Linked DNA regions of Homo sapiens: region 1 is linked to region 2. A link is a loop called in an ENCODE intact Hi-C map of the cell type or tissue named here. Cell type or tissue: PC-3. All regions are shown on one strand. Each heading gives the region's core, and the rest is flanking DNA. Links, peaks and the distances in the headings are about the cores only. Region 1 overlaps RHBDD1 (rhomboid domain containing 1). Region 2 overlaps RHBDD1 (rhomboid domain containing 1).

The links. Peaks named below come from ENCODE experiments on the same cell type or tissue, not always from the same donor. Only the 100,000 strongest peaks of a DNase experiment are listed, where the experiment ranks them.
Region 1: a loop joins it to region 2, with 6 times the contacts of the local background. A loop is called at or near these places in 1 of 110 quality-filtered maps.

Annotation. Positions count from the first base shown.
Region 1 is chr2:226,866,264-226,871,643 of GRCh38, reverse strand. It overlaps RHBDD1 (rhomboid domain containing 1), which reads right to left. Exons shown (of 9, transcript NM_001167608.3): 5 at 4,326-4,458. Among named protein-coding and RNA genes, the nearest start is that of RHBDD1, 33 kb to the right of the region's middle. In PC-3, for the core only: no CTCF peak of the experiment used is centred there; no DNase peak of the experiment used is centred there.
Region 2 is chr2:226,975,321-226,980,700 of GRCh38, reverse strand. All of the region lies in intron 8 of RHBDD1 (rhomboid domain containing 1), which reads right to left. It also overlaps a transcript of COL4A4 not described here. Among named protein-coding and RNA genes, the nearest start is that of RHBDD1, 140 kb to the right of the region's middle. In PC-3, for the core only: no CTCF peak of the experiment used is centred there; a DNase peak (open chromatin) is centred at 2,700; H3K27ac peaks cover 598 bases.

The sequences.
Region 1 (5,380 bases), core at 258-5,257, 110 kb after region 2:
GTGGGATATTCTATAAAACGAGAGATCTGATATCTTTAAAATGTCAACTTCATGGAAAAGTAAAAAGGTGGGAAGACCGTCTTAGAATACAAGAATAAATAAATACAATAATCAAAGGCAATATATGAATTTTGGATCCTGGTTCTCCTTTGGCCACAACAGTTATTAAAGACATTTTGAACACTAGGAGAATCTGAACATGAACCAATTACTAAACAACATTAAGGAATTACTGTTAATTTTCTTTTGCATGACAACAGTAATGTGGTTTTGTAAAATTATATTTTTCTGTTTAACAGATGCCTGCTGAAGTTTTTAGGGGTGAAGTTATTATGTTTACAACTTACTGTCAAATGGTGCATCAACATTTCTTTATGTTTGAAAATTTATAAATTTATAAATATTTTTGAAAACAGAAAATTGAAACAAGTGGAAAAATAAATTGAAAATAAAATTTAAATTGAAAAATAATTGAAAATCTGTATAATAAAAAATTGAAACAAGTAAAAAATATATTTTTTCTCTCATTTGATCAATCTAGCCAAATAATTTTTAGTTGGGTCAAAGTAATTTTATTCTTGTCAAATATTAGCAATGAAGCAGTATCCAAAGCCTAGGGGGTAATGCTTTCAGCTGTCATATTTTACCAAATACAGTGGATCCTTGAACAACATGGGTTTGAACTATGCAGGTCCACTTACATGAGGATCTTCTTCCACCTCTGCTACCCATGAGACAATAAGACCAACTCCTCCCCCTATTCTCCTCCTCCTCCTCCTCAATGTGAAGATGATGAGGATAAAGACCTTTATAATGATCCACTTCCACTTAACAAATAGTGCATACATTTTCTCTTCTTTATGATGATCTTAATAACATTTTATTTTCTCTAGCTTACTGTAACAATACAGTATATGATACATATAACATGCACAATGTGTGTTACCTGACTGTGTATGTTATTAGTAAGGCTTTCAGTCAATAGTAGGCTATTGATAGTTAAGTCTTTGGGGTGTCAAAAATTATATATGAATTTTCAACTACATGGGGGCGCAGCATCCCTAACCCCCAAGTTGTTCAGGGGTCAACTGTAATACCCCAGGGTCCAAATGCAGCCAAGGCTTGCTTATTTAGTGTTTAAGAGTGGCTTATGGGCATTTTTAGACTGCTGTCATTCAGGACGAAAAAAGTCAAGTAGGAGCAAAGGGAAGTAGGGAGTGGAAGTCAAACAAACAAAATTAAATAACAGCTGATTTATTAATTTTAGAAAGCAAAAGAAATTAGGTATGATTCTATTTAGGAACAGTGTACACATCCAGTGATTTATTTCATAATAAAAGGGTTGAGTACTTCCTATTGTTTACAAAGAGCTCATTCGCATATGACACCTTAAAACTGACTTATCAAACAGAGAAGGTAAGTAATAGCCCATTACACAGGTGAGGAAAATGAGGCTCAGAGAGGCTGTGTACCTTGCCCGAGGTCCCACGGCCAGTATGTGAGCCCGGCCCTGTCACATTCAACCGCTCTCCTCTAGTATAGTCGCTGAGTGGCTGTCTTACTCTGGGTGATGTTCATGATTCTCCACTTTGGTTTTCTGTCTAGATAGCCTAAGGCTCAGACGAGAACACACAGAGGTTCATAATCTCGCTAGAAGGTAAAACCAGGCAACATATCCCCCTTCCTCCCATCAACAGAATCTTGGTGGGGGTAGGAGGTGGGAAGGGACAGAAGCCTGGTCTAGGAAGGAGGCACCAGAGGTGGCCTGCACATCTCCCTCCTGGGACACCCCTTCAGACACTATCACCTATCAGGGTCTCAGGACACGAAGGAAAATGGAAAGCCGGATGTGAAGCAGAGCAACCTCTGAAGTAAGTACACACAGACACTGTGAGAAGCAAAAGCACCACGTGAATGAGGGAGATTGCTTCACTCTGGCATCAAGTCCACATGCCTCATACTCCTCACGATGCCTATTTGGGGTGGCTTTCCTTCATAAAACTCTGTAACTGGGGGAAATTACTAATTCCGTGGCTTTCATAAAACACAGAGGTCCACCAAATGTTTGCTTTGGCAGATTTTTTTTCCTCCCGAAGGGCAGCCCATACAGTCCTGCAATAAAGCAAGCTTTGTTCTAAAGATTTACAGTGTTTTCCCAATGAAAATTCTAATTGACAACCATCAAGCAAATAACAATGCATTGCAAAGAGAGCTCTAGTTTCAGCCATTCTTCCGAGATCCATCTCAAAGAAGCATTCACTGCTTAGGTTTCCTGGGCCAGTGTTTAGCGTAGTCTTTATTTGGATACATGTGTAAGTAGATGCTTGTATATTAGAAGTTTATCATTCAAAGCAGTCAAATCTTAAAAATCAAAAGACTTTAAGTTCAAAGACAGGAAATTTCATTTACTTCCCAAGCTCAGAATTACCGGTGCCTCCACAAAGAATATGCATATGACACAGAAATGCAACCATCCCTTTTCCATGTAAGTTGGGGGGAACCCTAAAAAATGAAATGCATAAAAAGCACTTCAGAAATAGTTGCATAAGAATATTAAACGCACTGTTATTCAATGGATTCATCACAGGATGAAAGTTCAAATAGCAGAGGGAGTGATTTTCATATGAATGTGGGTGTTGCCAGTCACATACAAGAGCCTATCATTGACACAGAGAACCAAGTCACATCAAGCAAGTCAGGGGAGCAGTGAGTGACAAGGTATAGAGAGGGCTGTTCAGATAAGGGACAGACATTACCGGATGCTTTCTCAAAGAAAACTTTGAAGATTTTGTTAGGCTTTCTTCGTGGAACTGTCAAAAGTAGCAATACAATTGTAAATGAGTGGTACTCAGGGGCCACGTCACTGTCATTTATGGGCCAGCTGCCAGTGGCTGCCCGTGATGGGAAATTAGCATTAAAGAAGGACCTGGAGTTACCGGGCTGACACACAGCCCCATGAGAATACTCTCAAATAAGGTAAGACACCCAGCACAGTCACACAAATCAAAACCAAAATAAAAACTGTCTGTAAAGAACAGTAGCAAATAGAAATCTTCCTTCTTTCTGAACCTTCCTGAATCTCACCCTTTGCCAACGTCCAGTCCCACAGTAAAAACAAACATTATGCATTTCCAGTTGCACAAGACAGATTAAGGAAAGTGAAGCTGGTGGAAGAGGTGGAAAAAATAACACAACTTATCTTCCTTTTTCTAAACAAAAAGCAGAGAAAAGAACCAAAGGAAGAAAGTGCAGCATGAATGGGCAGGAGCCCCAGACAGGAGTCAGGGGGCCTGAATCCTCACAAGGCTGGTGTCTACCACAAACTGTTTGTTGATAAGTCTCTTAACCTTCCGAATTTCCAAGTCCTTCTCTGTAAGGGAAAAAATTCATCTAAATCAGCAGTTCTGAAACTGTACTTCCTGGAGCTCTAGGGTTTTGTGGAGGTGCCTCCTCTGAGGAAGCCACAGCAACATGGGAGTAAGGTGAAAGGGGCCCCATTCCACTTCTCAACCCAAAAGACTTCAGAGCTGATCCATTTCACATTTTGAGTGTTAAGTAAAGCCTTTTGTTTAAAAAGTTCTACTACCAAGACAATTGACAGCTAAAATGGCTTAAAAGCATTAGATCGGCCGGGTGCGGTGGCTCATGCCTGTAATCCCAGCACTTTGGGAGGCCAAGGCCGGCAGATCACAAGGTCAAGAGATCGAGACCATCCTGGCCAACATGGTGAAACCCCAACTCTACTAAAAATATAAAAATTAGCCAGGTGTGGTGGCACACGCCTGTAATCCCAGCTACTTGGGAGGCTGAGGCAGGAGAATTGCTTGAACCCAGGGGGTGGAGGTTGCAGTGAGCTGAGATCACGCCACTGCACTCCAACCTGGGTAACAGAGCGAGACTCCATCTCAAAAAAAAAAGAATAATAATAATAATAAAAAGCATTAGATCAACATACCTTATAGCTTTTTAATCTTTATAGTTACGTGGTTTCTATGTGCTTCTTTGGAATCTTGCTTTCAGAATTAACCAGCTGATTGGCTGGTTAATATTGATCCTCAGATCAGTATAGCAGGTTCTCCTACTTAAAAAAAATGAGGAATCTGCAACTCAGTTAAGACAAGTGACCCAAAATTATACAGCTTAATAGTTGAAAAGATTCAAACCCAGAAATATCTGACATTAAAACTATTAAGCTTGATTCTGTCCTAATAGATAAAGAATAAACCTCACTGTGAAAAACAATTGGTTACCTCATTATTATTGCAATTTTTTTCTCCACAGAACATCAGGTCCTTCAACTGTATTCCCCAAAAGAAAACACTTACCCTGGTGAGAATAAATGAATAGCCACAAGTTCGACCCAACAAGCAAATCTGTTCGGTACAGGAAAGCCCAAAATGTTGACAAAGCCTCCAGGGCAATAATGGTTGTTAAGAACTTTCAAAGCAAACAAAACTCCTAAAAGAGAATGAAGAACATGCAAATATCAACAATCCAAAAGTAGGAGTATCAACATTTACAAAGAAAGTTAATTAAAAGTGAAAATGATTATTCGATTACATCCAACTTTGTGCTTTAAAACATACCCTATTCCTTACAACCTTGCATTTGGTAAAAAGACAACGTTAAAGGCAGTCACTCCTTTGATGTTTCTAAATATAGAAGTTCATATTGGTGTTCAGTATGCTACTAAATACATAATACCTACCATGTGAATAAAATACTATTATTAGTATTAAACGCCAGTGAACTGTGCACTACAAAATAGTTATGCTATATAAATTTTAACTCAATAAAAATACCAGTAATATGTATTTTTCTAACCTCTATGGAAAAACATGTTGAAGACAGGGCATATATTCTTTCTTCTCCCACAATTAGATGCATAAGGATACATCTTGGAAGGAAAGGGGAAGGATGTCAGGAAAAGCAGAAGGAAGGATTAGATTTCCTTGTTTCAGGACTACCTCTCTCCTCCCCTTCACATTCTAATATTTAGAACGCCTAATTTAAATCCTGCTGGCAATTTTGGTCCCATGAAATATCTGTAAAAAGGAACTAGTGAGGAAGAAAGTGAGAGACAATGCATCACACAGCTAATCTGTAGACTGGGCTCAAGTCCCAGCTCCATCGCTTCCGAGCTGGGTAACCTTGTGCTAGTAACCTCACTTCTCTGGGTCTTGGCTTCCTCATCTATAAAATCAAGACAATCCCTCAACAGTCAGCAGGTGGTCAGAAAAAAAACTACAAATAAAAAAAGTAAAATAAAATCAAGGCCGGGCACAGTGGCTCACGCCTGTAATCCCAGCACTTTGGGAGGCCAAGGTGGGTGAATCACAAGGTCAAGAGATAGAGACCATCCTGGCCAGCATGGTGAAAC
Region 2 (5,380 bases), core at 281-5,280:
TCTAAATATGTGCTTTGGCCAGATAAAAAGCTAGCAGAGAAAGGACTATATGGTTTTAAGACCATAAGGAACCCTACAGATTTAATTAAGTGTGGATGGGAGACTGTGTATGAGATGCATCCAGGATGACATCATAAATATCATGCATTTCCAGAACACGAGGGGTGTCTTCAGGATGGTAGATCTGACTTGCTCATGTCAGAGATGGGAAATGGAAGTTCAGAGAAGGTAAATGGTTTTCCTAAGAGCTAAGAGGCACAGAACCACACCCCAAATCTCCCGTTTTCTCTTCCAGGCATTTCATTCTGCTTAGAACCTTGCTTACCAAATCTGGAGTGGATACCGGTGTCTTACAAAGCTGCCCTTCTGCTACCTCGCTCTGGTGGGGAACGAGAGTAGGGCATGGGTTCTGAATCAGAAAGAGCTGAGGTTGAATACTGGCTTTGCCTCTTATTTTGTGTCCTAGGATAAGCTACTTTATTCACTGATCCTCAATTTTCTTATCTGTAAAATCTAGCTCATGGGTGTGTTCTGAGGACCAAATGAATTAAAGGATATGAGCACCTGGGTCAAAGCAATGAAAGGTAAGTGGTGCTGACTGTTACACTAATGACCCCCTTTCCAGGCTGCCCTTCTCAGAAATGCCCCCACTATCCCTCTGGTTAGTCACACAAGCCCAGACCCTAGAGTCTTCCTTGACACCTTCCTCTTCCACTCGTCCTGTCCCCAAATTCAATCCATCAAAACCTGTCATTTTAACCTGAACATTCCCAAATTTGTCCATTGTTCTCTATCTGTCCTGTCACCAACTATGTTTGAGTCACCTGTATCATGGGCCTAGACCAGTGCCTAAACCGCTGTGATGGTTAATGTAGGTGTGAACTAGACTGGCTTGAGGGATGACTAGATGGCTGGTGAAGCAGTGCTCCTGGGTGTTTCTGAAAGTTGCCAGAGACTGACCGACATTCAAGTCAGGCGACTGAGAGAGGAAGATGCGCCCCAATGTGGGTGGGCACCATCCAGTGGATTGCCAGTATGGCTAGAACAGGGCAGACGGTAGAAGGGTACCCAGCCTGCTGAGTCTTCTTGCTCTTCCTCTCTCCTCCTGTGCGGGATGCTTGCTTCCTCTCCTCCTGCCTTTGAATATGATGAGCCAGCCAAGTAAAACGGGCTCCTAGAGAATCTCCAACTGACCTGTGCAATGGGAGGATGGGGTGGGGTCTCGGGAAGTTCCAGCCATTTGCAGGGGGGAGGAGCCTGGCCCCTCCTGTTCCTGGGTGGTGACCTGGGATTCAATTGGTGAGATGGGGGCCTGTTAACAGGAACCATCTTGCTTTGCTGAGTTTTTTCCTTTTTTCACCCAATAAATTCTGCTTTTCTCACCCTTCTATGTGTCCATAAGCCTTATCTTTCCTGGTTGTGTGACAAGAACCTAGTTTTTAGCTGAACTGAGGAGAAAGTCCTACAACAATGAGACTGCAGTTTCTTCAGCTCTTGGACACTGGGACTTTCAGCAGTGGCCTCTTGGGGGCTCTTGGGCCTTGGGCCTCAGACTGACGGCTGCGCTGCAGGTTTCCTTTGTTTTGAGGCTTTTGGACTGGGAATGAGCCACACGAATAGCTTCTTTCTTTCCCCAGCCCGCAGATGGCCTATCATAGGACTTTGCTTGTAATCACTTAGCTGATTCTCCATAATAAACTCTTTTTTATACATACCTACATCCTATTGGTTTCTGTCCCTCTGAAGAACTCTAACACAACCCTAAACCATTTCCCCACACTCGCTCCTGTCTTCCTACCAGCCATTCTCCACACAGTAGCTGGGAGAGCTTTTCAAAAACAAACATCTCTCCTTGCTTCATGTCCTCTAGCTCTTGGCTCAAACACAACTTCTCCAGGGAAGTGACTGTGTCCTCTGATCACCCCCAGTGAGGGTCCTTTGCCTGAAGCTCTCACAGGATCCCCTCCCTTCACAGCACATGATGCCATGGTTAGTGATTACTCGTGAATCTAATCATTTTGACAGCGTGCATTCTCACTGCGTTGTGAGCTCCATGGGGGCAAGGACAGTGAGGGTTTATGTCCACATTCTATGCCTGGGGATGAACAAATAAATGAACAAATGCAGGAATGGAAGGAGGTGTAGAGTGCTAAATATTGCCTTCATTATACAGATGTAAAGACTGAGGCTCGACGTAGGTGGGCAGTTTCTTGAGGTCTCACACCAGAAAACGGTATGGTCCATATGTCCAGGGGTCAGATCCAAGCCCAGCACTCTTCATATTCCGCCAGTTTGCTTTGGACACCAGTACACACATGTTTCCCTTTACCATCCAACCTTTCTCTACTCCAACTAGTGGCTTGGCAAAAAATTAGAGATTTTTAATGGGGGGCTAGCAGGCTATAGGAAGGGTTGTAATTGGTACATGGAGAAAAAAGAGTACAAATTGAATATTTGAATTTTAAAAAAAAGATGATCATGAAAAGGCACAAAATGTGTTGCTGTTTAGTCCAAGTGTAACAGCGTTCTAGAATTGTTTCTATGGATCTGAAGACAGATTAAGGGCAAGTGACTTGGCAAAAGGCCTAGACCTGTTTTCAGATAATTATCTCACAGTAGAAAAAAATAAGGGCAGTACAAGCTCCAGTGAGGACACTACACCAACATGACAGATCTAAATGGAACATACTTCTATGAGTCATTTATAGCTTTAAATACTATAGAGAAAAGAATGCATAAAACATGCCCAAACAGCCTCTTTTTGATGTGGTGAACTCTTTTAAAACCACATTGTTCAAATTTACGTTAAAATGCAAACTCTTCATGTTTACAATGGTACTATTGGAGGAACTCAATATAAAAGTACAACTGTTACATTCCAAAGACAAGACTTAGAACAATAGGCCAATTCCCAGTGTGAATTTATGAGCTGCTAAACCTCAAAAGATTTCTTCAATTAGCAATGAAGACTCTTGACATATTTGCAGCCTGATATAGGGGCTGCTCTTTATATAATTTGGGGTGTATCAGAACTTTTCCTTACTTTTATTTACCTCGGATGACAACTATTATGCTTCTCCCTGTGCAGCGTTTGATCCTGCTAATTATGCTACAGGGCCAGGATGGTGTTTCACGGTTCACCATTGCTCCTGGGGCAGGCTACAAATTATACATAATGCACTGCATTGTAATTGCTGCATTGTGAACTTTGCTCGCCTTTCCAACACAAAATACCGACATCTAAGTTGTTTTATTATTAAAAACCATAAGGGATTCTTTTGGATTATAAACATCTGAAGACGTAACATTCTCATGAATTCCAGCCGGCTATTTCGGACACTCAGTGGGGCAGACAAGGCTGAAAAGCAAAGCAAATACACTTCATATTTGTGTTTACAGAAAAAAAGGAGGCGGCAGTCATGAAGGCAAGACTGTGTTAAATGCAAAACTAAAGGGAGGGGGAGCTTGCCGAAGGGGAGACACAAACTGAACTGGGAAACCAGAGACGCGAGACATCCAATGATGCTCCTTGACTTCTCTGGGCCTCAAGTTCCTCATTTCCAGAACAAAGGCACAGAAACAAATGACCAAAAAGATCCCTTTTTCCATGAAGACAGGCATTCATGAGAGCAGTGGCTTGTTTCTGAGTCTCACTTGTGAGGCCAGCCTTATCCCAGCCTGAAGGGTAAACCAGGAACCCGAGTCTTGTGCCAGACAAGAGGCCTCTGCCATCCACCCTGTTTGTTTGGGGCCTCTAAGAAATAGATAATGGCTCTTTCAATGGGAGGAGGGGGTCAAAATAAATGAAGCCTCAGTTTTATATATAAAATGCCACCAAGTGGGGAAAAATATCAGAGCAGTATTGTGGTCACTGAAATTTATCACTGCCCTTGTGACCCAGGGCCAAGAGGCCTCACTCCAGACACCTACCCGATAGGCCCAAGTCATAGTACCTTGTGCCTGCAGCACTTAGAAGCCACACCCAGGCCCCGTTAAGGTACTCCTAACCCTCCCTTCTCTCCTCCTCTCAAAATGAGACAATAGCCTGATGTGTGAAGTTGGACTGGGGTCTCTTCTCTTCCTCTAAGTGTTCTAGATGAGCTTAAGGTAGCAGCAGCACCACACGGAACTGTGTGCATTCTTCATCAGTATACGGTGGTGAGTCTCCTACACAGTGAAGATGGGATAGTCAAAGAAGAGGAAAAGGCAGGGGAGGGTTTCCAGGTAAGGAGGCGTGGGTAAAGCTCACACATTTTGATAATTTACAACAAATTGTTACTATATTGGGGTACTGCTCCTTTGATGTTGCTGCATGTCAAAGCAGCTGAAGCAGACGTCTCGACTTGGACTTGGGAAGTCACTGACTAGACATCCTCATTTCTCTTTGTCTAGTGGTGTCTCCAGGGGGGTGGGCATATCCAAGATCTAGTATGACCAGAGGACACAGACAAGGTGACAGAGGACTTAAGTGACAATGGACAAGAGCTCCACACCTGGACTGCCCCAGAAGCCCTGCTTGGCTGCTAAGTTTGGGCTGGCCTTGAGGGAAGAGCAGGCTGTGCTCTCACACCTTCCAAGTGTCCCTAGTACCAAAAACTTGGGGCTTTGTACCTCTGCTCCAATCCATACTGCACATAGTCTCCAAACCAAACAGCCAGGACTTGTGACCAGACAGGCCCTGCTATGCTAATGGGGGCAGGAGACCTATTTTCAACTGGAACCATGAGTGTGACTGTTCCCCAGATCTAGATACAGAACACAACAACCCTGGGGCCACTTACATTACTCCTGCAGCCAAATGCACTCAATCAGAACCCTCAGAGGGACAAGGTAATCTTGCCTGCTATCTATTGGTGACAATGAAATCTTGCTTTTGTGTATTATCTCTTTTCAAACATTTTCTAAATAATCTGTAGTTCCTAAGCATCATCATAACTTTTAATATGTCAGTACACAAGGCAATACTTAAGGAGTTTATGTACAAATCATTGTCGAAAATTCCAAGCCTAACAGATTTTAATGAGTTCCTTCTGCATGTAGAAATAAATGTATTTCCCTGCATTGGACAATAGTTTGACGCCATCTTTAAATCCAAGCAGATTCCCCTCTTCTGTACCAAACTGCCCATTTCATTAGGAGGGCTAATAAGGTTTTCTATCATCTGAGTAGGACTGGCCTGGCTTCTGGGTGGCCCGAGGGGGAAATAAGAATGAGGAAAATCAAGAAGTTGCTCCCTCTAGGAGTGGGGCCCTCCCTCACCCCATGGCCATTCTGAGGAAAGCAAACTGTCATTGAGTTCGGGCCTCCCTCACCTCCAGCTTTATTGAGGTCTAATTGACAAATAAAATTGTATAAGTTTAAGGTGTACAACGTGATGATT